3 separate regions of the Mus musculus genome follow, and regions 2 and 3 are each linked to region 1. A link is a loop called in an ENCODE intact Hi-C map of the cell type or tissue named here. Cell type or tissue: heart. All regions are shown on one strand.

Region 1 (8,000 bases):
GAACCGGCCGTAAGGCCCGCACGGCTGCCCGGCCGCTTCTTGCCTTCTCTGGTCTCTGTTCTCTCCTCTCCTCGACTCTTCCCATTCTCCTTTTTCCCCTCCGTCTCCCTGCCCCTGTTTCTATCAATGGTTCTCTTTCTCCCCTGACTCTCAGTCTCTCACCCCCTCGCTCAGCTTCTAGCATCTCTCAGTGCTCCCTTCTCCTGTTTCTGGCTGTCACTTAGCTTCCTCCTTGGACACGCACGTTCCTGACTCAGGCCCCGGGGCCCCATCGCCTGCCCGAGACCAGATGCGCGTTTCTCACATCAATTTTTCGGAGAAAGGGAGCCCATCGGCCTGGAGGCGGGACCCAACTCTGGTGACAGCGGCCACTCGCCAGCCCAAAGACAACAAAAGCCCAGAGAGAACCCCCCTACTCAGTTCAGGAAAGTGAAAGCGGCCTGAGCCCCTAGCCCAGCCGCCCAAAGGAAATCCAGGAAGCAGTCCCGGGACACCTATAGTCCTGTCGCTAGTCAAGCTCCGGGCCAGCGTCTGTAAATGTTACTAGAAATGTCCTACAACCCCCAGACACTTGGGGTTCGCTTTCCTGAAAGCCCACGAGTGTAATTCAGGATGCCCTAGGTGCTGAGTCCCAAACCAGGCTGAAGCCCTCAGGACATGACCATAACTTGAGCGTCTCCAGGCTCCACCCTTATCTTCCACTGAGTGGCACCTGCCAGGGTGTCCGTGTTTGGCAGTCGTGGAGGCCGCATGGGTACACTGCGGAGGTCAGGGGTGGAACGCAAAACAGCGGGAAAAGTCTTGCCATACCTTGGAGCCTTCCTTGTACAAACGAGTTTTCTGTTACAATCGCAAGCCTGGGTTTTTTTTTGTTTTTTTGTTTGTTTGTTTTTTTTTTTTTTTTAACCCGGACCCGACGAAGCAGGCTTCACAGTCCACTTAGTAGCTGCTGCGTGCTTTTGGGCCTGGGCAAAAGACACTGCTTCCTCCCACTGCCTGTCTGTTCCTCCTAAGCCTGCCCTGAAACTTCCCCGAAATCTCCAAGGCGGGTGGGACCTACAGGGGGCAACAGGGACAATCTTAACCTACGACTGCTTCGGGTAAATCCGGCCCATTCTCGCAAATGCGATCGCGGTCCATTCTAGTAAAATGGCAAAGACTTTATTTATCGGAGGAAGAGGCCTTGGGTACAGTCGAAGAAAGAGAGGGCAAGGCAGGAGCTGGGAAAGGGCACCCGGAACCCACCCTCCCTGGGCCACCCTCGAATGGCCAACTTGAGACGGGAGAGAGATGTTGACAGACGGACCCAGAGCTACAGAGGAGGTGAGGGTTAGCGCTTGGGTCATCCTTCTTTAGGTCTCTGTCACATGCAAAAAGAAAAAAATTTTAAAGAGTAAAAAATAATTCCTAGGGCTTTGGGTTCTGTTTTCCATGACTGGTTGGGTGCTTCCCTGCTTTTTCCCTAAGAGCCAGACTTCAGCAATCAGTCCGAGAAAATGCAGGAAGATTTGGAGGAATTTTAAAAAATAGTGGGCCTCGGGAGGCAGACACGCCATCGAAAGCAGACTTCTCTCGCTGGGGAAAGAAAAGATCGATTTTGAAACTTGCAAGTCAGGGCCCGGCTCCCCCCCCCCCTTCTCACGGAGGGAAAAAAAGGCAGAAGGAAATTAAAAGTCAACTGTAATAGGCCGAGAGAGGTGAGCGGACCGGTGCATTCGCCACATGCAGAAAAAAATTAAAACAGCTTCTAGACCGCAGGAGTTAGTAGTGTTCGCCGCTCTCGAGTCCGCCTCACCGTCAGCCGACCCGGCAGCACCCGGGCTTTGAAAACATCGAAATCTCTGAGATTAAAAAAAAATAATAATCATAATAAAAGAAAGAAAATAATCAAGCTGTGGTGGGAGGAACCCACTATATAGGCTTAAATATTTATACAGAAGCCATACAGAATTGCACGGCGAGGGCTTCCGGGGCGGCGGAGGCCTCGTGTGGCGGCCGGCCCCGCCGGCCGGCCCGGATTTATTGCTTCGAAAAGGAAGAGGCGGCTATCAGGGGCCAAGCCCGGCCCCGGGACAAGGGTGGAGGCGGGAGGTGCAGAGGAGGTCCCAGCTCCCCTTAGCGGTCCGATCCGGGAGGCGGCGGGCATGCGGGCACTGGGGGCCCGGGCGGCAGGAGGTCCAGGGCGCAGCTCAATCGTCCACGTCGATCTCTTCATCTTCCTCATCCTCTGAGCAGTCCTGGCTGCTGGCCCGCTGGTCCGTGAGTGGAGAGGCGGGCGAGAGCTGCAAGGGTCCTCCGCCCGGGGCCTGCGGGGCGCCTGGGGGCAGCGCAGGAGAACCCGGCCTAGACTTAGCCCTGCCGCAGCCACCGCCGCCGCCACCGCCCGAAGCCTCCGAGTTCTGCTCGAGTTCGGCCAGCGCCACGATGTCCATCTGCCCGCTGGGGCCCAGTTTCTTGGCAGACTCCACGTCGGCCTTCATCTCCTCTAGGTCCCGCTTGAGCTTGGCGCGCCGGTTCTGGAACCAGGTGATGACCTGTGCATTGGTGAGGCCCAGCTGCTGCGCAATTTGGTCGCGATCTGCCGGGGACAGGTACTTCTGGTATAGAAAGCGTTTCTCCAACTCGTAGATCTGGTGGTTGGTGAAGGCCGTGCGTGATTTTCGCCGTTTCTTGGGCGTCTGCCTCTGCCCAAAGATGGTCATCCCATCGCGGCCTGGAAAGAAATGACAGTGTATGCTCGCGACGAGAGAGTCAAGACCCCACCCAGACTCTCTCCCATAACTCTCCAACCGACTCAGGCCCGGGGTCCCGCTCTTGTTTCTTCTCCAATTCGATTCCACTCTCTAAACCTGAGCAAACTGGGCCATGGGACACCTCCTGTCTCTGGTCTCCTGAAAGTCCTAGGAAAAAAATGTTTTAATTTCTGCTCCCTAACAGTTGGTCTGAAAGAGCTAAAGTCTCACAGAGTGCAAGGAAACCACACAGAGACTCCCTAAATGTGTTGTGAACACCGATTCTCCACCCCTTTCCAATGGCCGGACTCCACCCTACCCAGGAGTTGTCAGGGGAAAAAAAATTTCGCCCTCTTCCCAGTCCAGGAGTAAGTCTAGGAGAGTCCAAGCGGACGGGAAGCCTAGGTAGCCGGCCAGACTCCGGGAAGAGCTTGGGTTCTCACACCTCTCTCAGATCACCTCAGAGGTCCCTAGGAACTAGGCTCCTGCGCCCCTGTCCCCAGTCTCAGCTGCAGAAGCCAGGACTGGAGGGGCCTGGCAGCCGGCGTGGGCAGAGGCAGGGGGTACGAAGGGCAGGACACTGCGTGTGGGCGACTGGGCGCAGGGGAATCTAGACTTGTGCCTACCTTCGGCTGCCTGCAGGACGCTGACCTCCAGCCCCTTAAAGGTCTTGCTGGCGAGCTCCTCCAAGGCGCAGAGAGGCGAGGTCTGCGAGAGCAGAGCGCGGCCCGCCAGGGGCAAGCCGCCCGGCGCGTGCTTGTCCGCGGCCGCCAGCAGGTGCGCCGCCCCACACAGCGAGTAACTTCTCCGCACGGACGGCTTGTTGAGGATGTCCTCGATGCTGAACGGCGTCAGCGGCTTGTTGGAGTTGGCGGGCGGCGGCAGGTGGTCCAGAGGGCTGCGTCGCCGCTCCTCCCCTGGCGCCGCCTTGCCGTCCTCCTTGGAAGTCATCTCGGCCTCGTTTGGGGGCCCGGCCGGGGCGGCTCGGGCCGGGGGGACCCAGCCCGCGGGCAGCTCGGACGCTGGACGGTGCGAGAGGAAGGCGAGAGGCGGGCAGGAGGCCGCGCCGGGCAGGGCGCGGATGGGCAAGCGGCCGATTAGCGCGGCGACCCGGGCGAGCGGAGTGGCGCGGGGCCCCGGGAGGAAAGCGCTGACGCGGGCGCCGCCACTGCCACCGCCGCCGCCGCCGCCACCGCCGGGGTTTCCAGCAAGCCCGGGCCGGAGCCGGGAAGCGCCGCGCCGGGCTCCAGTTTCGCCAGCCCCGGTGCTATTTAAAGGTGTCAGGTGGCTCCGCCGCGGCGGCTCCTGGCCCGGGGTCCTGGCGGCGGCAGTTGGAAGAACCGAGGCGAGGGCGCCGATCCCGGACTGCGAGGGGAGGCGGAGAGACGGGGCAATTGACTATTGCTAACAAGTTAGCCTTGATCGAGGAGTAATCAATTATCTGCAGCTGAACTTCTCTTTCTTCGCTCTCCCTTCTTTCTCCTCTCCCTTCTTTCTCTCTGTTCTCTCTCCTCCCTGTCCTCTCTCTCTCTCTCCCTCCCTCCCTCCCTCTCTTCACTCCACTCTGCTCCCCCCGTCCCTCTCCTTCTCTACCTCTCCCTCGCCCTCTCTTTCACTCTCTGTCTGTCCAATGCAGGCGGCTCTAAGTTGGGAAGCTCATTAATTAGCGGGCCGGGGTAGGAGGAGCCGGCTGGAATTAGCCTGCCTAATGCGCCTGTCAGTCCCGGCTCTACGCCGTGCTCGGCCCGAGATGTTTGTAAATTACATTAGAGGTGCCTTTATTGCTCCCGAACCTGGGGTGACTAAAAAGCCACCGCCCCCCACCCCCCACCCCAAACTGAGAGCAGTGCTCTGGGCACACCCGTCTCCCGCCGGCCTGGCCGAGATGGCAGCACCAGCCCGGAGATCTCAGGCTCTGCAAGCCGCAGTTGGGAAGCTTGAGAAGGGTACCAGGATCCCCAGCCGCGGAGTGACGCGGTCGCCGCGCGGGCCAGGTAAGAACTGGAGCCCAGGCGGGTCCTGCTGCTACCCAGTGTGGACTTTGATGATCCCAGATCAAGAAGCCAGCGTCCCTATTCTTACACACTCTTGTCTCTCCCCCCCACCCCCCAACCCCAGCCCTGGGCCGTGAGCCCGAGAAAAGGAGAAGCTGAAGGCTCCGGGGGCTGGCCCCTAGGAGGTCAGAGCGGGCTGCACAGCCTTGGGTGGGCGACACGGGACAGAGGTGGGGATCCTAAGGGCTGGGGGAGGGGAACAATTGGAGGGCTCAGCCTTCCCCACCCGAAGAGGCGGAGGGAGGAGTTGGCTGTTCTGCACGCCTCTCCCCTGATCTGAGCCTGAGGCGGGCGCCCTACCTCCTTCTGCAATCTTGCACACTCTTTCCTCCCGCCGTGGCTCTCGGGGCAAGCTAGGGCCACCACATGTCTGATGACGGACGTCTGACGGAAACTCGGCCGGGTGTCGGGGTTACCCGGGCGGGTTCCGGGCTTCCCCGCTGCTCTCTGCCCCGGCCAGGGCCGGGGCCCCGCTGCCCGCCCCGCCCAGCCGGGCACAGGGCTTGAGTGTACAGCACGGCCCGACTCCAGCTGTTCCGGATGCGGGGTGGGGGCCGGGAAGGGGCCGGGCCAGGGCTGGGGCTGTGCTCTCAGAAACTCGCAGCGAGGCCGGAGAATCTGGTTGTGGATCCCAGGGCCTGGAATCTCTGAATATTAGGCGAGCATTTTGTGTGCATCGTTATTTGAAAATGTTTGGTTTTCTTTTCTTTCTTTCTTTCTTTCTTTCTTTCTTTCTTTCTTTCTTTCTTTCTTTTTTTTTAACGTGTGTTTTGGCGTGTGGTACTCCGTGTGTCTTTTTTTTAACCGTTTATGGATCTCTGGGCATTTAGGCGGGTTTGAGTCTCAGCTATGCCTTTCTTTTCCCTTAAAACGCGACAGTGGGGCTGTGCTCTGGGGCCCTCTTCTCTCTTGCTACTCCATCTGGTTTATGTTGGGCCCGGATTTTCCACTTCTTCTCTTGGAAAAAGGAGGAAAGTAAGAGGGTGTAGGAACCAGACGGAAGAATACTTCTCCCTTCACTAGCTGCACACATCAGACTTGCTTTGTTTGTAAACTCCTGGATGGTCTGTGTACTCCAGAAGCACAACTTGGGTCAGAGAAAGGTTTCAAGAGCAGCTGGAGAATTTGTGGACCAGGGTAGGGAGTGGGACAGAAAGAATGGGATCCTCCCTATAGGCAGAGAGGGAGGGGGGGGGGGACTTAGCTGGGCTGGGGACTGGAACAGGCTTCTTCGGTGCAGGGGCCTGATATTTATTTAATCATTTGGATTCATGGCATTGTAGCCTTGAGGAGTAGAGAAAAGGATTTGTACCTGGAGTTCCCAGTGTGATGGGGGAACTGGCCTGCTTGGGAATGCTAGAAGCCATCTTTCTACTTCCTTCCCAGACTTCACCCTGCATCTTCGGGAGGTGGGGAGAAGGTAGGGGGTGCTCTGAGGCAGAAATGCTGATAGTAGAGGCTGGAGTTTCCTGAGTGCCACAGATCCATCCCAGGTCCTGATGCAGCAGCATCTCCTGCCTCCCACCTCCCAATCTCTCTGTCATCCCTGATGCCCTGGAAGCCCCAGGAGGTGCTAAGCCTTGTAACAGGAAGGTCTAGGGACTGGTGGAAGGAACAAGAGGGAGAAAGGGCCAGGGAAGCCTTGAAGGAGGGCACAGGGTACATCTGCTCTCTCCCTACTTCCTGCCTTCAGGATCCTGCCCTTCCCTGTTATAACACCAGGCCCTTGATGAAGACTACACCTTAAAGTTAAGCCCAGCGTTGTGGCTCACCTCCCAGTTTCTGAAGACAGGGAGAGTTGAGGATTTCTGAGAAACTGCCGAGAGGGGTGGAATGTGAACTGGGGAGCAGAAAGACCCATGCTCTCTGAGATCTTTGTTCATATCTTGTCAATTTCATTGACGTTCTACAGTCATTTGCTGTTTTACCTCCATGCACCTCCCCTTCCTGCCTTGCCCTATCCTGTGGTTTTGCTTCTTTGGCCTAATTGGTTAGCCCCTCAGCCAGGAGCTCAGCATGCAAGGAGCTGTGGTGCCACCTGGCATTTTGATGTTTCTGTTCATTTTGCCCAGATTAGTTGTCCAGGCCACCTTGAAACCTATTTACTTGCCCTGGCTGCCTCCTTTTCCTGAACCTGAAAGTCTACCCTATCTTCAACTTCCCAGCCCCCAAGAAAAAAAAAAGCTGTGTGGTACACCTGGGGTCTTCTAGAATCTTGGGAACCCAAATCCACTGGTCTTTAGTACCCCTCCTGAAGAGCAATGGTGTCTACTCTGAGTTGGTGATAACACTCCCCCTCCTCTTCCCCTTCTCTCCTGCCAGAGTTTGGGACCCTTGAGTACAAGAGCCTCATTCAGGGGACTCCAAGCAAACTGGATCTACCCACTCCTGGGAGACACCCAGTTCTTACCCATCAAAGATGTCAGATGAGTTCCCATACAGCAAATAAGGTCAAAATGATTGTACAAGGTGGAGGGGAATGGCCCTGGGCCAGACGGTGCTCTCAGAGGAGTTGAGAGATCACAAGAATCAAAAAGGAGAGCAAGCTTCTGAATCAGAGAGTTCAGTGGGAGGATTGGAAGAAACCCAGTCGCCAAAGTTCCGACTTCCTCTTCCTATCCACACGCCCTCCCGGGACTCCTCACACACCCCAGTCACCCGCCCAGGGACTTTTTAGCTGGACCCTGAAATCTCCTCCGCTGCCCCAGAGGGACACCCATTGCAGGGACACCCATTGCAGGGACACCCATTGCAGGGACACCCATTGCAGAGGCTGCTGTTCCTGTGTCCCTGAGCATTGAATTATTGTGGCTCGAGTCCAGCCTCACTCCATCTCCAATGGAAGGAATTATTCTGACAAAATAACTGTTGGTAGTCTAATTTAGGGGAAATCCCAAACAAAGAGGGGGGGAGAAATATTCCATAAATTGTTATGGACTTGTGTTCTAAGGGGAACCCTGCAGACCCAAATGAAACAAGTTGTTTCTTAGCAAAGGACAATAATTCACTTAACCCATCCCCCAGGCTCATCAGATTCACCCCAGGTTACTTGGGTAGCCCCAATCATTTCCACCACCTACTCTCAAGCCAGACTTCCTTCTCAAGAGGACAGTCTGGGTCTGGCACCACTCTATATAAGTAATGGCCACTAGTTCTGATGGCTTTTGTCCCGTAGGGATTGCTACCCAGTCCCTGAACTTCAGAGAGTCCTTCT
Region 2 (8,000 bases), 78 kb before region 1:
CGCGCCTGCAGATCTGTGAGCTGGAAAAGCGCTTCCACCGCCAGAAGTACTTGGCTTCGGCGGAGCGCGCTGCTCTGGCCAAGGCGCTCAAAATGACCGATGCGCAAGTAAAAACCTGGTTCCAGAACCGGAGGACGAAATGGAGGTGAGCTCACGGGGCGGACTGGTGGCTGAGGAGCGGGCTTCCTCTGCCTCTCTCGGGTTGCACGCACTCCCTCTGCTTGCTGGTTTCCGATCGGTTTAGACGAGTGAGCGCCTACAGTCACTGGAGACCACAAACAACGAAGGGCAGTAGCCTGGTGGGGTTGGAGAATCTTTCCTGTGTTTTAAGAGACGCTTCAGGGCTTTCAGGACAGCACTGTCTACCCTGGGTAGACGCTGCTCATTTCTGCCGCTGAGGCAAATGGGCCTATAAACCAGTCTATGCGATCTGGATTTCAATACTCAGGGAGTCCTTTAGGGGCTTTTGATTGCCCAGCCTGCCTTTACCGGGTGGAACCTCCCCTGACCCTGAGCGGTGCAGACAGAGGGAGCCGCGCCAGGTCTCCGCGCTCCAGCCGGACTCTCCGCCGAGCGTCTGGGGCCCCGGACCGCCGGCTGCCGCTACTTACTGCTTCCTCCCCAGGCGCTTGAGCTCTGCGCAGTCGTCCCCCATCCTGGAAGGGGAAAATCAATCTGCGCCGGCTGTGGCTGGGATTCTCGGGTCCCACTGAAAGGGGGAGGATCAATTAGAAGCAGATGGGTGTGAGGGAGGAAGAAAGAGACATTTTCCTTCTGTCATCCACCGACGACAGCGCTCACCACGCTCTCATTTTCTTTTATCCCCCCCCCCCCCCCCGCATACACCTCGGCCTTCCTCATCTTCTGCTCACCTTTCCCCCCAATTATTACGAATATTAGGCCACCACACACTCTAAGCAGCTTTATTCCCTGAGCTCCGTGCACCCCTGAGCCTTTCCACACTCCTCTGATTCTCCCTTTGCTCCGGGGAGTCTCTGAGCTCAGACCCTGGGGAGGTGCTGTGGCAAGAGTCGGAACAAAAATCGGAGGCGCCGCTCCGGGCGGGCCTAGAGCGGGAGGAAGGAATTGGAGTTTCCTCTTTTTCTGAATGAAGGCGAGGAATCTGCCCGAGATTCCGCCTTCGAGGCCACAAAGGAAGCCCGGGCCCTGCGACTCCTCTGTCCCCCACCAACATTCCTGTGGCTGGGGAAGGGGTGGGGAACCTGGTTTCAGCCCTTTGGAAAGCTAGTTAAAGGAAGAGCTGGGCTAGCTGAAGAGGGTGGCTGGTACCCCCGAGTTTTCGACGGTGGAAGGGGGGGTGGTGCTTAGAAAGCCAGCCACAGGCGAGGAGGGGAACTTAACACAAAGGGAAGGGACAAAGATGGTCCATTTTAGAAGAAAATTATAATAAATATTTTTAAAGGTGGGGCGAGGGGTGCGGGAAAAATGAAAGCAGCCAGAAATCTGTGTGTGAAGGAAGGTATCTGATCTGATCACTTAAAACGTGAGTTTTCACTTCGAACAAATTCCCCTAATTCAGAGGAAAAGAAGGGGTGAAGAAAAAAAACATGGGGTAAAACAGAGCATGGAGGAAAACATTTGGGTAGTTTAAAATTCAGGGAGACAGGGAAGATGAGAGAGAGAGAGAAAGACAAGGAAAAGTCAGAAAGGCGCTGTGAGAACAGGCGGGCGTCCACCTCGCCCCGGGAAGAGCCGTGAGCTTCAAGCGGTTTCATCGATCGCCTACAAATTGCTTCTGGAGGCCCCGGGGACTCCCATTAGGTCTGTCCACCTTAGAGACAGACGTTTGATCTCAGTTGACAGGGTGGAGGGGCGGCATTAAATGGAATAAGTGAGTCACAGCCTCTCTAGACCGCCTGGGAGGAAGCTGGTGAGTCCGGAGAGAGCCTAGGGGCACTGGGTTTGGCACCAGAGGTCTGAGGCCTGGGCCAGGCTGGAGGTGAGAAAAAAGAGGCACGTCTTTGGGGCCTTTCAGGCTTGGGATAGCATCTGGGCTTGGGATAGACCAGTTTATCCATGGTGTGCCCTTGAGAGTGTAGGCTATGTGACTTAATGGGGGAGGCCCAGGAGTTTTGGGCTTTTTCATTGCTCCTCTGGGACTGGGACATTTCTGCTCCATCCATTTTTGGGGTTTCCAATGTTTTTGTCAGGACCCCCAAGAGTGGAGAGTGCCTTAATGGGGCCATAAAGAGCTGAGGGGTGCCTAAGGGGCTGTCTCCTGGGAGCTTGCTCCCGGGCCTGCGCAGGCGCGCGGGAAGAGGGTTAGAGTCCTGGCTAGTAATTGCTTGTTCCCCACGCAGGCGACAGACAGCAGAGGAACGTGAGGCCGAGAGGCAGCAGGCGAACCGCATCCTCCTGCAGCTGCAGCAGGAAGCCTTCCAGAAGAGCCTGGCCCAGCCGCTGCCTGCAGACCCACTGTGCGTGCACAACTCCTCGCTCTTCGCCCTGCAGAACCTGCAGCCGTGGTCTGACGACTCCACCAAAATCACCAGCGTCACGTCCGTGGCTTCGGCCTGCGAGTGAGGACCCAAGGCCCGTTGAGGACTTTCCGGAGAACCAGAACTCTCGACACCCTTTCTGACTGCACGCAGGAGGGAAATGGGGGGCTTCTCAGCAAGGCTCCCAAGCACCGCCTCCACTCCCCTGCGGACACTTCCTGTCTTCGGTGGAAGAGGGCTGGGGATACAGGCAGAGACATCTTCCCAGAAGCCTGTGTGATCCTGCCCTCACTCTGGAACAGTTCAGAATCCTCTGTTTTCCTCTATTTCATAAAATTTACTGATTTTTAACATGGGACAGAGAGACCCAAAGGAAGTAGGGTCCGGAAGGCTTCTGGGATCCCCAGGCAGCCATCTGTACTAAAGCTGGAAACCTCTCTGTTCCTCTCCTGGGAGGAGAGCCCGGAGGTCCACACAGAGGTGATACCACTGTCCCTCCTGGTGTCACCCAGAGCTACACACAGGGGCCTATCGCAGAGCATCAGTGCACACACAGGATCACAGCAAATGACCCTTGTTGTAGGGCATAGTCTGGGGTGACTCTCAGACTCACCCAAACAGCACGGACCTCAAACACACGGCCATAGTCACACTGTGACACACACAACAGCTAAACTTGGTCTGTCAGGCCCTCAGCCACACATCCCAGCATCACCCAGGTCACCCAGGTCACCCAGGTATGCACAGACAGGCTTTCACATAAATGCAGCCCATTTCTCCAGATCCTGTTTGGGGAGGGGGGTAAGTTATGCCCTTATAAGTTATGCGCTTATAAGGTGTTTTCTGTGTAACCATTTTATAAAGTGCTTGTGTAATTTATGTGGAAAAATAATAAAAGCCTCTGGATCAGGACTCGGGGCTGTCTCCTCCCTGCCGAGGAGCCCAGCGTTTTACAGCTCCTTGGGTTTGGTGCAAGATGGAGCGTCAGAAACAGCAGCAAGTAACCTAGATCCGGGGAAGGGATGGGTGGGCAAGATTATCAGAGAGAGGGAGAAGGTGACACTGAGGGGAGCCAGGCCATCCAGAGTTCGAGAAACTGTGGGATAGGTGTCTTTGGGAACGAGAGCTGTGTGTTTTGTGTGAGCAACCAGCCTGTTAGTGTTAGTGAATGCTTGTAATGAGATTTGAAGGCGTGATTATGTTCGAAGTTCTAGTGTAAAAAAATGTTTGTTTCTCCTTAAGTTGAGCTTACAGTAGTGGTGTGTGTGTGTGTGTGTGTGTGCGCGCGCGCGCGCGCGCGCGCGAGACCATGTAAGAATGAGCCATTTGGGGGGTAATTTTGTGATTATCCATGTTTTAAGATTGTATATGGATCACGTTAATATGGTGGAAGTACACATTAGTTTTCCTTTGTGAATCTGGTTTTGTGGTAAATGTGTTTCAGAGTGTGTATCATCTCTAATTGTATAGGTGTAATTAAGAGCGAGGGATAACCACGTGTGTGTGCCTGTGTGCCCTGTTTTCACTGTAGGGCAGGTACTTGTGCATGGTGATTTTAATTGCAGGAAGTGTGGATGGTGGTGGGAGGCTGGCCCTGCAGGTGAGAGTGTGTGGCTAGGTGTGAGTAACTGCAAGTCAGCCCTGATGATGCAGGGGGTGGTGTGTGTGTGTGTGTGTGTGTGTGTGTGTGTGTGTGTGTGCACACTTGAGGTTGTGAGGTGAGTGTACAGGGTACACTTCAGGGTGCTCCACATCTATGAAGGAGTGCAGGAGCTATGTTCCTTTCCTAGCAAGACAGGACACCGAGTCAAAAGTATAGCCAGAATCTTCCCTAGTACTCTACCTAGACTCTCAATACCAGCCCGGACTATCAGGAATCTATGAAAGTGAACTTCCAAGGACCTTGGGGCCAGAGCAGTGGTTACAATACCCACACACTCTCATCTCTTGTTTTTTTTTTTTTGTTTTGTTTTGTTTTGTTTTGTTTTGGTTTGGTTTGGTTTGTTTGGTTGGTTGGTTTTTTTTTTTTTTTTTTTTTGAACTACCAGACCAACTGTAAAACAACAAGAAGAAACTGATTTGGGCCTGGGAGTGGGAGTGGGGTGGAAGAACTCACTGGGAATTAAGTAAGAGATTGGGAGTTGGTTCTTTGGGGGGGGGGATTTTGTAGGTGGGAAGTTCCTGTGGTTGGGGTCTGGACAGTCACACAGAACTGCCTACACCAACTTTACCCAAGCCACTGTTCAGTGGCTGTTGGCACTCATGGCAGGTTGTAATACAGGGACCAAGAGTCTACCACCTAGAAAGCCCAAGGAAAAAGAGGCTGGGTAGGCTGGGGGCTTGCTTCTCTGAGACGCCCTCATCCAAGGAAGGGCCTCTTGGTTCTGAGTAAAAAGAAAACCCAGGATCCCTGGCAGGCTTTCTTGGCCACAGGTGCTCTCGGACTGGCTTCAGCAAGCTCTGTATTAGACCCAGGAGAGGGTCCATGTAATCTCTAAGGAGCAGTCATTCAAAGACGCAACACCCAGTACCAAGCAAAGTCCAGAAGTGACTTCCCAGAGCCGTGAGTTTTTTTTTTTTTTTTTTTTTTCTAAACTGGACCAGACTGGCTGCCTCTAAATTCGGTGTGGGGCTGCAGCTTTAGATCGCCACCTTTATCTCTTCCCGGGTGTTTCCCATCCCCTCCGTTTGTACCTTTGAAATATGGAAGAGTCTTCTGTGTGCGACCTGTGCCTTTTGATATCCTGGACAAGGTCGAGTCCTTTCTTACTGGAGGGCCCCGATAGATATTTCCTCTCTAGGCTGTCCAACTGAGGAACTCAGAGGTCCCAGAGCCCAAACATAAAAGTCCCCCAAATGACTCCAAAGCCATTCTCACCTTCTCTTGAAGAGAGAGAAGACAAAATTGGGCACCCATGCCTGATACTTTCTCCGTCTTCATAGCTTTGTCCTGGCGCTCATAATTGGACCAGCAGATGCAAGCCTTAAGCCCCGCTGCTGCTCTTCGATTCTGCTAAGTTCTGGGACTAGAGCATAGTTTATCCCGGGTTCATTCCTTGCGCCGCGGCGGATGCACGAAGTCCAAACGAACTATCCACAGCGCCTGCCTGCTCCGGGCCTCTGGATTTCGCTCTCTCCTGGGACTGCTTGGGGATTCCCAGGCCCTGGGCGAGGCCTCCCAAGGGTATCAGACTTCAGGAAGTTTGGGGATCCTTGAGGCCGAGAAGCAACGCGGTACTTTTCCCTCTCCGCAGGGAATTCGTTGGGCCCGAATCTCAGCGAATCCCGCGTGCACCGAGCGCTCCCAAGCGCTGCAACCTTAGGAAGGCGGTGGCCGGGCCAGGCCTGCACAGAGCTGCTGCACCCTCCCCTCAGGAGGGTCAAGGCCAAACGCTCCAAGAAAAAATAAACTCGAAACTCTCTGTTTTCTATCATGTCTGTCAGAAACTCTGTTTCACATAAAAAAGAAAAAAAAACAGAAATGGGAAAAATTATCTAAATAATAACCTGTGTGTAAAGGCATTGAGAGAGGAAACAGAAGTAACAAACCTGTCTAGGCAGAAAGGCCTATTTCCTTCTGAGGTGTGAGTGAGCCTGTGGCAATGACCAAGTCCCCAGCGCAGAGTCCTGGGCAGCCGCTAAGACTTTGTGAAGTCTGTGGCCCCAGGAATCCAGGAGGAGCTGAGGACCAAAGAGCCCCCAAGTTGTGCAGTGGGCGACACACAGAAAATCTGGCTCAACCTGCTAACTATAATGGAGGCTTTGTGTGGCCAGATCTGTGCTTGGGGGCTGTGCAGGCACTCTCTGGTGGATGAGTATTGATGTCCTCCCGTGACTTCCCGGGAGGTGCCCTGCTTTAGATAAATGTCCCTTTGTGGCCTGTGAGTTACAATACAGGTCAGTGGTTCTCCACCTTGTAGTGCTGTGACCCTTTGATACAGTTTCTCAGTAGACATGTTTTCGTTGCTGCTTTTCAACTGTAACTTTGCTACTGTCATGGATGTAAATATCTGTGTTTTCTGATGGTCTTAGGTGACTCCATTGAAAAGGTAGTTCAGCCCCCGATCTTGACTCCACACAGGCTGAGAGACTCTGGTATAGGTAGTAGGCTTCTGAGACATTTAAGCAGGTGCCTGCTACTAAGCTAAGGCAGTTGGGGCTCAGCAGCTGGAAGTGCTGGAAGGTAGCTACTCCTTTCCTTAGAGTCCCTGAGCTCAGACCCGGGTTTCTCCCACCCTGGAACTTCCCCATTCCTACTTTAGTGTAGTTCATAAAGGTTTCCCTCCCTCCCAGTTGCTCCCACCACTATCCCAGCTTGGCCAAGACTGGCTTTGATTTACTTCGAGCCTGTTTGGCTCGCAGAAGCCCTCTCTCAGGTACCCACACACCATGCTCTCCTCTGGGTTCCTGGTTGTGGGAATTCTGATGGAACAGGCTGGAGCCAGGACGGGTTTTCCAATTAGCCCAGAGAAAACCTGGTGTGACCTAGACCTGGAGTGGTGTTGGATGGGGGATGGGGAAGTCAGGTAAGCATAGAGAACTAGGGATACCCCACTTGTGCTGGGGAATGAGTATAAATGTGCTCACTTCCTTCATTCCAGCCTGTACTCCTGTATACAGCCTACAACATCCTGGATGTGCAATGTTGCACAAGAGGAGCCGCGGGTGTGTGGAGCCAGGCACACACAGAAAGCACGTTTCACTGCCGGGACTTGTGGTTACCCTCTCACAAGCTGATGCCTGCCACAGTGCCTGGCTAGTTCCACAGGCTCTCTAGGTCTTCCCCCGATTCCCCTAGCCCAGAGGGAGGAGGGTCCAATTCTTGCAGGAGGGCCTGGGGGTGGGGACTTCCTCCAACCCAAGCTTCAGCTTTCTTATTGCAGCCCTAGCAAGGAAGAAACCCTGAGGTCCCGTGGTTGGTCTTGAGGAGGCCAGGCTGCCCTGAATTCTGGAAGAAGACCCCAGAAAATCCCAGACCTTTCAGTGCCCCCTACCACCTCCTGCAAAGCCCGAGATCCAGCTCCTTGCGGGAGAAGGTGGAAGGGGACGTGGGGATCGGGGCAGGTGCAACGTCCCAGCCGCAGTGCGCCTCAGAAAGGAAGTCTGTCCTGGGAGCTGCTGCTGTTTTTTTTTTTTCAGCCCTGGGGTTTCAGACCCCACATTTCTTCCTGCGCCCAGGGAGGAAGGCACCTTGTGATCCAAAGGTGGCCTCTAGCTTTAAAAAGGGAACTAGACCTTGCTTAAACTCAGAAACTCGGGACAAATGGGTTTCCGGCGCCCTCTAGGGGTCACAGGAGGAGAGACGCTTTGAGTAAGCTTCTGAGGCGAGTCAGGGCTGGAGTGGCTTCTTCTGGATCAGGCACAAAAGAATAAAAAATAGTACTAAAATTTAGTATTGTGGCGCACTTGCAGTGTTCCGAGTACTGAACTAGAATATAAAAATACTGTTCGTTCCTAAACACCGTCGTATGAGACAAATATTATTTTCCTTTACATACATCTGGAGAAGTTAAAGAACCTTGCCTGAGAGCACTTGGTTGG
Region 3 (8,000 bases), 200 kb after region 1:
AACCTAACACTGAAACAGAAACAAGCTGTGAGGGTAAAGTCGAGTCAGTACGTGGGTCTCAGGGCTTATGGAGAACCCCAACATGAGGAAGAGTCACGTTAGGCCTCTCATCTGTGTCTGCAGCAGGAAGTCAGGAAAGCGGTTATGGACAGGTATGAGTGGACAGTGGCGTTGTCTGCTCCTTGCTGCTGACCACAGTGACACTCTTCCCCACTGCCGACCATGGCATGATGTTGCTGTGCAAATACAAGTTCACCCACTGTGTGTGTGTTTGTTTATTGGTTAGATTTTTAAAATTTTGAATTCCATATGTGTAGGGCGTGTATGTGGAGGTGAGGACAGCTTGCCACAGGTTCCTCTCCTCTCTTTGTGGGGTTAAAGTCGGGCTTTTCCTGCTGAGCTGTCTCACCAGCCCCAAACCTACATTGCTTTTTTTTAAATGTATTTTTATTTTATGTGTATTGGTGTCTTGCCTGCATTTATGTTTGTATTAGAGTATGGGTTTACAGACAGTTGTGAGCTGCCATGTGGGTGTTGGGAATCGAATGCAGGTCCTCTGGAAAAGCAAATATACTCTTAATTGTTTGATCATCTCTCCAGCCCAACCTCCACTATTTTGATATTACTCAAATGGTGAATTTATCAAAGACTGAAATTTTAGTAAGAAAAATACTTTAATATGCAAAATTTGTATTTTATAGTAACACTTAAGAAGAACTGTTTTGTTTACTCCAGTGTTTTGTCTGTCTGCATTTGCACCATGTGTGCACAGTGCCCATGGAGGCCAAAAGATGGTGTTGGATCCCCTAGAACTGGAGTTACAGGAAGCCGTGAGTCACCCCGTGGGTGCTGGGAACTGAGTCTTGGTCCTGTACAAGAGCAGTCAGTGCTTTTTTGAAAAATTGAACCCAGGGCCTTGGCCATGCTCACGTGCTCTGCATTGAACTAAATCCTCCTAATAGCTCCTAACCCCTGTATCCAGAGTTGCATGCTACTTGTAGAAATCGAGTGCTTAGAGAGTAAGGCCCAAACCAAGGACAGTAAGAACGAGTCATTGCTCTGTAGTTTGAAAACACACATATTGACGTAACACTTGCTTATAAGCTATAAGATCCCACTGTCTAACTTAGTGGGGGATTAAAAAAAAAACACTCTTCTGGAAATTGATTTCTCATTCACTGATTTTCAGAAGATGAAAGGAAACAAATCTTTCTGTTAGTTAGTTTATCTATTTCATGTATGAGTATTCTGCTGCATGCCAGAAGAGGACAGCAAATCCCCCTATATATGGTTGTGAGCCTCCATGTGGTTGCTGGGAATTGAACTCAGGACCTCTGGAAGAGCAGCCAGTGCTGTCAGCTGCTGAGCCACCTCTCCAACCTGCAACCATTCTTTTAAATAAAGAAAATCTGGAATGTAAGAAATGATCCTAATACAGGGAGGCCACAACATTTCTTCCCATGCTGTATTTATTATAAATGCTTTAGTTAACAGCTCAGACGCTGAGGGCTTTCACAGCATCACACCTTATGAGAATTAGCTTTAGGGTTCAAAAGATCACCAGAGGACAGTATGTCACATGTCCTCTTTACGATTGGTTTTTGTCAGGGAGTCATCCAATCTGTGCTGATCTCGACCCATGTGCGAGAAGTGTCGACACGAGGTTTCTTTTCTTTCCTTTGTTTGCTGTATTAGATTTCTTTCAAGGAGTCAAACTTTAGTTCACTCATTGTTCCCGACAGTGTTTTGTAGTAATATGGAATAATTGTTCATAACCAGTTGTCTCCCATCCCCAATATCCTTGGTTTTACATGTGCAGAGTCAGCCAGTTTTGAAGCCGAAAATGAAGTTAGGCCAGTGATGTATACCGAGTAGACTTTTTTCTTGGTATTATCCCTTAAACAATACTGCACAGCAATTATATGAATAACAGTTGCAATTTAATAGGTGTTAAGTAATCTAGACATAATTATTTGGGAGGACGTGTCTACGCTGTATGCAAATATATACTGTTTTTGAGATTCCTATACTTTGCTAGGAGGATGAGGACTGGAGGGTCCTGAGACTGATCTTTCTGGATTCTGAATGACAAGTCTGTTTATGTGTTGAGAGCTGTAAGATTGCTTTATCCACGTTACCCACGTAGACTGTTTCCAATTCTGTTGTTTCTTTGGAAAATACCAGCCATGATTTCTGTCCTTTTCATAGCCATATTTTGGGATCAGCGTTCTGGTTGTCCTCCTGTGAATACACCCCCATCTTGACACCACCATCATTGCAGTATGGAATGCATGGCTACATACACTGTGGCAAGAACAGCAGACAGTAAGAGGCCTGGGGGTGTGGCTCAGTGATAGTGTGCATGCGAGGGATATTGAAAGCCTCAGGTCCAAGCTATAGCACTGCATAACAACAGGAAAATCCTCTACAATTATATTGTGTGAAGTATAGTGAGGTAGAGTTGGCCTTTGGTGAGAGGGGTTTCCTCTGGCTTTGTTGAATTGCTTGAGAGAGGGTCTTACATTGTAGCCCAGCCTGATCTCATACTTGAGATCTTGCCTTTTGAGTACTAGGATGCATTTTGTTATAAATATAATTTAGAAAATGTAACTGAATTACTGCAGCCTAAAATTCTATACTTGTTTACGTTGATAAGAACCTTTCTAAGAGGCTAGCCTAGGTTTGTTTTCTCGTCTTTTCCTTGAAGTCAGAGAATCATATGTAAGCACTTTGACAAATGATGTAATGTAGTGGTGTTATCTAAGTCGTACAGGTATTTGAAACCTAGCTCCAGTTCCCAAAGATGGGGAACATCTGCTTAGAGGTATTGTAGAGCTCCACAATGCACTAATTGAATTACTCTTTTCTGGAGTTGTTGACTGCACTAATTGAAGAGAGAGAGAGAGAGAGAGAGAGAGAGAGAGAGAGAGAGAGAGAGAGAGAGAGAGAGAGAGAGAGAGAGAGAGAGAGAGAGAGAGAGAGAGAGAGAGAGAGAGAGAGGAGAGAATGAGAATATATTCCAGCCTTAGTGGGAGAAATGTTAAGAGCTCTGACTGATGGTGTGTACTGTGCTGCTCTCTAATGGCAGTCCCTGGAACTACTCCATGGTCTCCAGGGAAGAGAAGGTAGTCATGTGATTTAGAGTGACCTTAGTCTAACCCCACCCTGCTTAGTTCAAAAGGTCCTCAAATATGTTTACAATTATGAATTGAGGTGGGGGGAGCATCTGATTAATTTCTTATGGCTAAGATGTATTTTATTAAAGAATTTTTATGAACAAAAGTAATTATTCAATTGAATTAAAGTTTTCTAACCTTTAATTTGTAAAAACTGATTCTGGCATTTTTTTTTTCTGTATAAATTGTCTTAGTGTACTAGGCAGGATGAGTAATACAAGGTTTATTAGTATTCCTGAATATAACTTCTTTCTGGTGGTAAGAACTACGTTCCAGCAATGAACAAATTTAAAGGTGATGTGAGCTGGGCGCAGCACAGAACTGTAATTCCAGTACTTGGATCCCGGTATTTGAGACCAGCCTGGGCTATGAGGCCTTGTCTCAGGACAAAGCAAAGCAACCAAAGAAGTTATGAGATCTTGCCAAGTATATGATTCTGCTTACATAAAGTGAAATTTTTCTATAGGAAAAATTAATTACTAGATGGCTTAAATATAATTTTAACATAATTTTGGGTGTGTTTGAAACCCTCCACAGTGAAGTAGGTAATCTTTTCTGTCTGTCTGCGTCCTTTCTTTCTTTCTTTCTTTCTTTCTTTCTTTCTTTCTTTCTTTCTTTCTTTCTTTCTTTCCTTCCTTCCTTCCTTCCTTCCTTCCTTCCTTCCTTTTTCTCTCTTCCTCTCTCTCTCCTCCCTCCCTCCCTCCCTTTCTTCCTCTCTCTCTCTCTCTCTCTTCCTCCTTCCCTTCCTTCCTTCCTTCCTTCCTTCCTTCCTTCCTTCCTCCCTTCTTTCCTTCCTTCCTTGGGGCAAGGTTAGGCATCTCAGCTGAGGCTGATTTGAACTGATTATTGTGGCTAAGGCTGTCCTTAAATGCTTGATTTTTTTTTTTTTCTTTTTTGCCTCTACCTCCTAAGTGCTAAAGTAATAGGCATTTGACACCACATTTAGCACAGTTTAATAATTTCTAAAGACATCATGCAATGTAATTCTGTGCAGCACAGAAGGCAACAGAAGACAGATCAAGCCTGGAGCGAGGAAGATACACACCTTCAGCCCCAGCACCGAAAAGTAAGCTCCAAAGGCATCTCTGTGAGTTCAAGGCCAACCTCCCAGCAAGTCCCAGACCAGCCAGGCTGCACAGAGAGATCCCGTCTCAAACAGCAACAAACAGAATAACAACAACAACAACAAATGGCCAGACAGTGATGGCGCACACCCAACACTCAAGGGAAGAGGGAGGCAGGTCTCTTAGTTAGAGGCCAGCCTGGTCACCCTGATCATAGCAAGTCCCAGGACAGCCAGGCTACACAGAGCAACCATGTCTCGAAAAACCAAACCAAACCAACAAAGCATTATGAACCATATTGTGGTTTAACTCTAGGCATTCTAACTTGTAAAATATCTCTTAACAGAATTATACATTAATATGCAGATATACTCATATAATACTCACTGGATATATGGAATGTGTGTGCACTGCCATTTCATTAATCAGAAAGTGCCATTGGGTGCCTTTCTGACCTTTTGAAACTTTTCTTTCAGTTGAGGCAAAAAGCACAGAAAAACTTGTAATTTTTTTCTTATGGTTTTCATTACTAAAATACGTTTGAATTTGCCAATATTGTATTGAATATGAATGTGTGTCTGTAGGGTGTGTATGTGTGAGTGTGCATGCACATGAGCCAGATTGACAGATGTCATCCTTCATTGTGATCCATTGTCATCATCTACTTTTTAAGATATATTTATTTTATGTGCCCTGGTGTTCTGTTCGCATGTTTGTGTTAGGGTTCCAGATCTCCTGCAAGTGGAGTTATAAAGTCCTGAGCTGCCATGTGGATGCTAGGAATTGAGCCAGCTCCTCTGTACAAGCAGCCAGTGAGCTTAACCACTGAGCTATCTCTCCAGCCCCCTATTTTCATCTTTTTGCTCAGGCTGGGTCTCCCCAGTCCTGCAAATGTAGCTGGCCAGAAGCTTGCCCTTGGATTCACTTACACCCTTTGCTAGAATTACAGGCTTAGCTCTGATTACCCATGCGCCAGCTCCTTAGCCCTGGGAATATGCCAATATTTTGGGTCCATTTTGTTGTTAAGACTGAGTTACTTGCGTTTCATATATTAATCACTTTGATAAAAACAAATTAGAAATAAGATATGGAGTTTGCTCGCTTGCTTGTTTGAGGCAGGGTATCATGTAGCCCTGGCTGGCGTGGAACTTGCTACGTAGACAGGACTGGCCTGAGATTGTCAGTGACCCTTCTGATTATGCCTCTGACTCCACAGTCCCGAGACTAGGCGTGAAGCACCATCTTGACATTAACGTATACTTCGTAGAGTGTAACGCCTCTGACATCATGTAGATCTAAATCCTACAATAACAGGGCCATAACTCCACTCAACTCACCTGTATGTGCCAGGTGGGTTTTTGTTGTTGTTGTTGTTTTTAAATATTGGGCATAAATTAAGATTCAGGCACTGGCCTCAAGGAGCTTTTAGTTAGTCATTAAACATATATTGCAAACCTTTGTGCAAGCTCTGCGGGAGCTTTGTGCGTAAGGGGAGGGATTATGTGAATCCCTATCATCTCATCCCCTTTCCCATCCATTGAGCTAAGTATCTGGTTGAATAGCTGTCTAAGAAAATAGTGAACTTATTATCATATCCAGTATAACTCATCTCAGCAGAAAAGAATGATTGATACCCTAGTATGTCTCTTGGAATAGTTTTTCTTTCCCTTTTGCACATCCTTTCAGGGTCTCTGGGGACTTTGGAGATGCATTGGCTACAGTGCCTCCTGCTGGTGGGTAATTTTCTGTTCTTCTCTACCTTTGCTGGTGCCCACTTGGGCTTTGAGAGTTATTTCAAGTCTTCTCCTATCAATGCGTTTGTTCCATTCAAGGTAGAAAGGACTTCTTTTAAACAGTATTTCTAAAGCTTAAATTGTCTTGGGACAAGCTCTTGATATAAAAATTCATAGGAACCCATTTTTCACAGAGTGTGGTAACTATTTGCCATAGTGCTAGTGTGTTACAACTCACAGTGGCCAGGTTGTTCTGTAAATTAAACCCTGACAGCCGCCCTCAGGGGAGCAGCCAATGTATTTATGATGATGTGCTGATTACACAAAACACACTGCAAGCAGAAAACAGCTGCAGAGAACAAACCCCTTAAAAAGAATACAATTACAAATAGCACCCTCAGTATTTCTAGTGGTGAATGTAGAATACAGCATGCTAATGCAGTTTTCTTACTTAGTCTGCCCGAAAACAGAAAATCTGAAGGAGATAAGTTAATTCTGGTTGAATGCACATGCAGTGCCCACGTGGCAGTGCACAGTTCCCTTCCTGAGCAGGGCTGGTGCACGTTTCAGGTGGGGGGGGGGGCCCGACATGCTCCCTCTCCATTTTTGTTACTGGGTTTTAAGTAAGTGCTTTTCTCTCATACAGAAAGGTATGGCCTTGAGGGTCAAGGGCCATGGAAACTTGAAGGACAGTACACAGTAATTGGACAGGGGGACACCTAAATTGTGCTTAAATTTTTCTGGATGATGTTGGGGTTCAGATATCAAGATTTTATTTGAAGAGCTTAATATTTTCATAATAGTAATGAAGATGTTTGCCCTTGGAATTAATAAAAGATATTATGACTCTTTGTGGTAAGGTCTTTGTGATGTTATAGTCTGTTTTTCAAACTGCAATAGCTGGGATTCTGGGGGAATTTCAGAAGAACTGGGTCTCTTGTGTGTCCCTTTCAGCCCTTCCTGTTACTGGCCATGTGCACATAGGAAAGGAAATTAAAGTTTTTCGTTCTCTTTGCCTGAGTTTTTCTTTCTCTTTTAGAGTTAGGGGCCAGTCTCTATAAAATATATCTCAGCTGCTGAACATGCTAGCCTCTGCTTAAATCAGTAGAATAAATGTTGATCTCCCACAACATAAATTTACTGGCATCAACTGTAAGGTATATCAGTGAGACATAGTGATTGGAAACAGTTCACTTCACCGCCTGAAACTAAGAATCAACTCCGCAGTGTATGGATCACTGGTATGTAATAATCGACTATTATTGGTCTGTCTGTTGGTCGCTTTTTAAATCAGTTTGGAACCTCCTGGAGTTATTTTCTTGCTCTGCTGACATCAATCCCATGTGGCAGAGGACTTGTGTATAATCGCTTTGGTTTAATCAATAGAATAATTGATAAACCAGATAAGATTTAAACTGATTATAGCTTCAACAGAATTCCCCGGAGGCCTTGGACTCTCTTAATTTTGACATGTGTGTTGTGTACCCCGAGGATGAAGTGCAGTTTGAATTATCTGTTTTTATTTGCTTAATGACGGGGAGGGTGTTAAAGTCAAATGTTTAATTAACCCAGCAATGGGCTGCGTTGTCACTTACACACAGCTGATTGAGATATCTCATGGAGAATACTGAACAGGAATGATAATGTGGCACCGGGACGGAAGATTGCTTTTGCAATCCATTTGCTGGGTCACTGCTCTGAATGTCTTATTGGATGAAAGGCATTCAGCCTGGAGAAAAAATTCAGCATTTAAGTACATTTTGTTCTCTCCTCCCCTTTGCCCCCTCCCTACCCTGAAGTTAACTAAAACAGATATGTTCTAGGTTTAATAAGCCAATCATGTAAGAGATCAGAGTAGCCAGCAGCCCCGCGCTACACAATTTCCTGTGGGAACGGAAAAATCCTACCAGCCTCTAGGGTATTCTAAATGTTAGCTCTTTGTCCCTCACATCTCTGTCCCGTGCTGTTGTTGTAGGTTGTCTCTGCTTCCCTGTCTCTTGCCTCTCTCTGCAGTATTTGTTAGATGT

Evidence for each region. Hi-C counts contacts between places; a loop is a spot of excess contacts. Peaks named below come from ENCODE experiments on the same cell type or tissue, not always from the same donor. Only the 100,000 strongest peaks of a DNase experiment are listed, where the experiment ranks them.
Region 2: a loop joins it to region 1, with 2.7 times the contacts of the local background. A loop is called at or near these places in 10 of 42 quality-filtered maps.
Region 3: a loop joins it to region 1, with 2.9 times the contacts of the local background. A loop is called at or near these places in 29 of 42 quality-filtered maps.

What each region holds. Positions count from the first base shown.
Region 1 is chr19:45,231,545-45,239,544 of GRCm38, forward strand. Lbx1 (ladybird homeobox 1) reads right to left here and starts at 5,297. Exons shown (of 3, transcript NM_010691.6): 1 at 5,087-5,297; 2 at 3,359-4,097; 3 at 1,140-2,713. The coding sequence starts at 3,683. The coding sequence ends at 2,190. In heart, a CTCF peak has its summit at 4,077; DNase peaks (open chromatin) are centred at 4,787 and 5,217; H3K4me3 peaks cover 4,251 bases; H3K27ac peaks cover 460 bases; H3K27me3 peaks cover 7,282 bases.
Region 2 is chr19:45,153,573-45,161,572 of GRCm38, forward strand. Tlx1 (T cell leukemia, homeobox 1) reads left to right here. Exons shown (of 3, transcript NM_021901.3): 2 at 1-145; 3 at 2,322-3,371. The coding sequence ends at 2,544. Among named protein-coding and RNA genes, the nearest start is that of Tlx1, 6.9 kb to the left of the region's middle. In heart, a CTCF peak has its summit at 7,743 (motif pointing left); a DNase peak (open chromatin) is centred at 7,719; H3K4me3 peaks cover 2,428 bases; H3K27ac peaks cover 340 bases; H3K27me3 peaks cover 7,580 bases.
Region 3 is chr19:45,433,162-45,441,161 of GRCm38, forward strand. All of the region lies in intron 2 of Btrc (beta-transducin repeat containing protein), which reads left to right. Among named protein-coding and RNA genes, the nearest start is that of Btrc, 73 kb to the left of the region's middle. In heart, CTCF peaks have their summits at 3,110 and 5,972 (motif pointing left); DNase peaks (open chromatin) are centred at 3,090 and 7,860.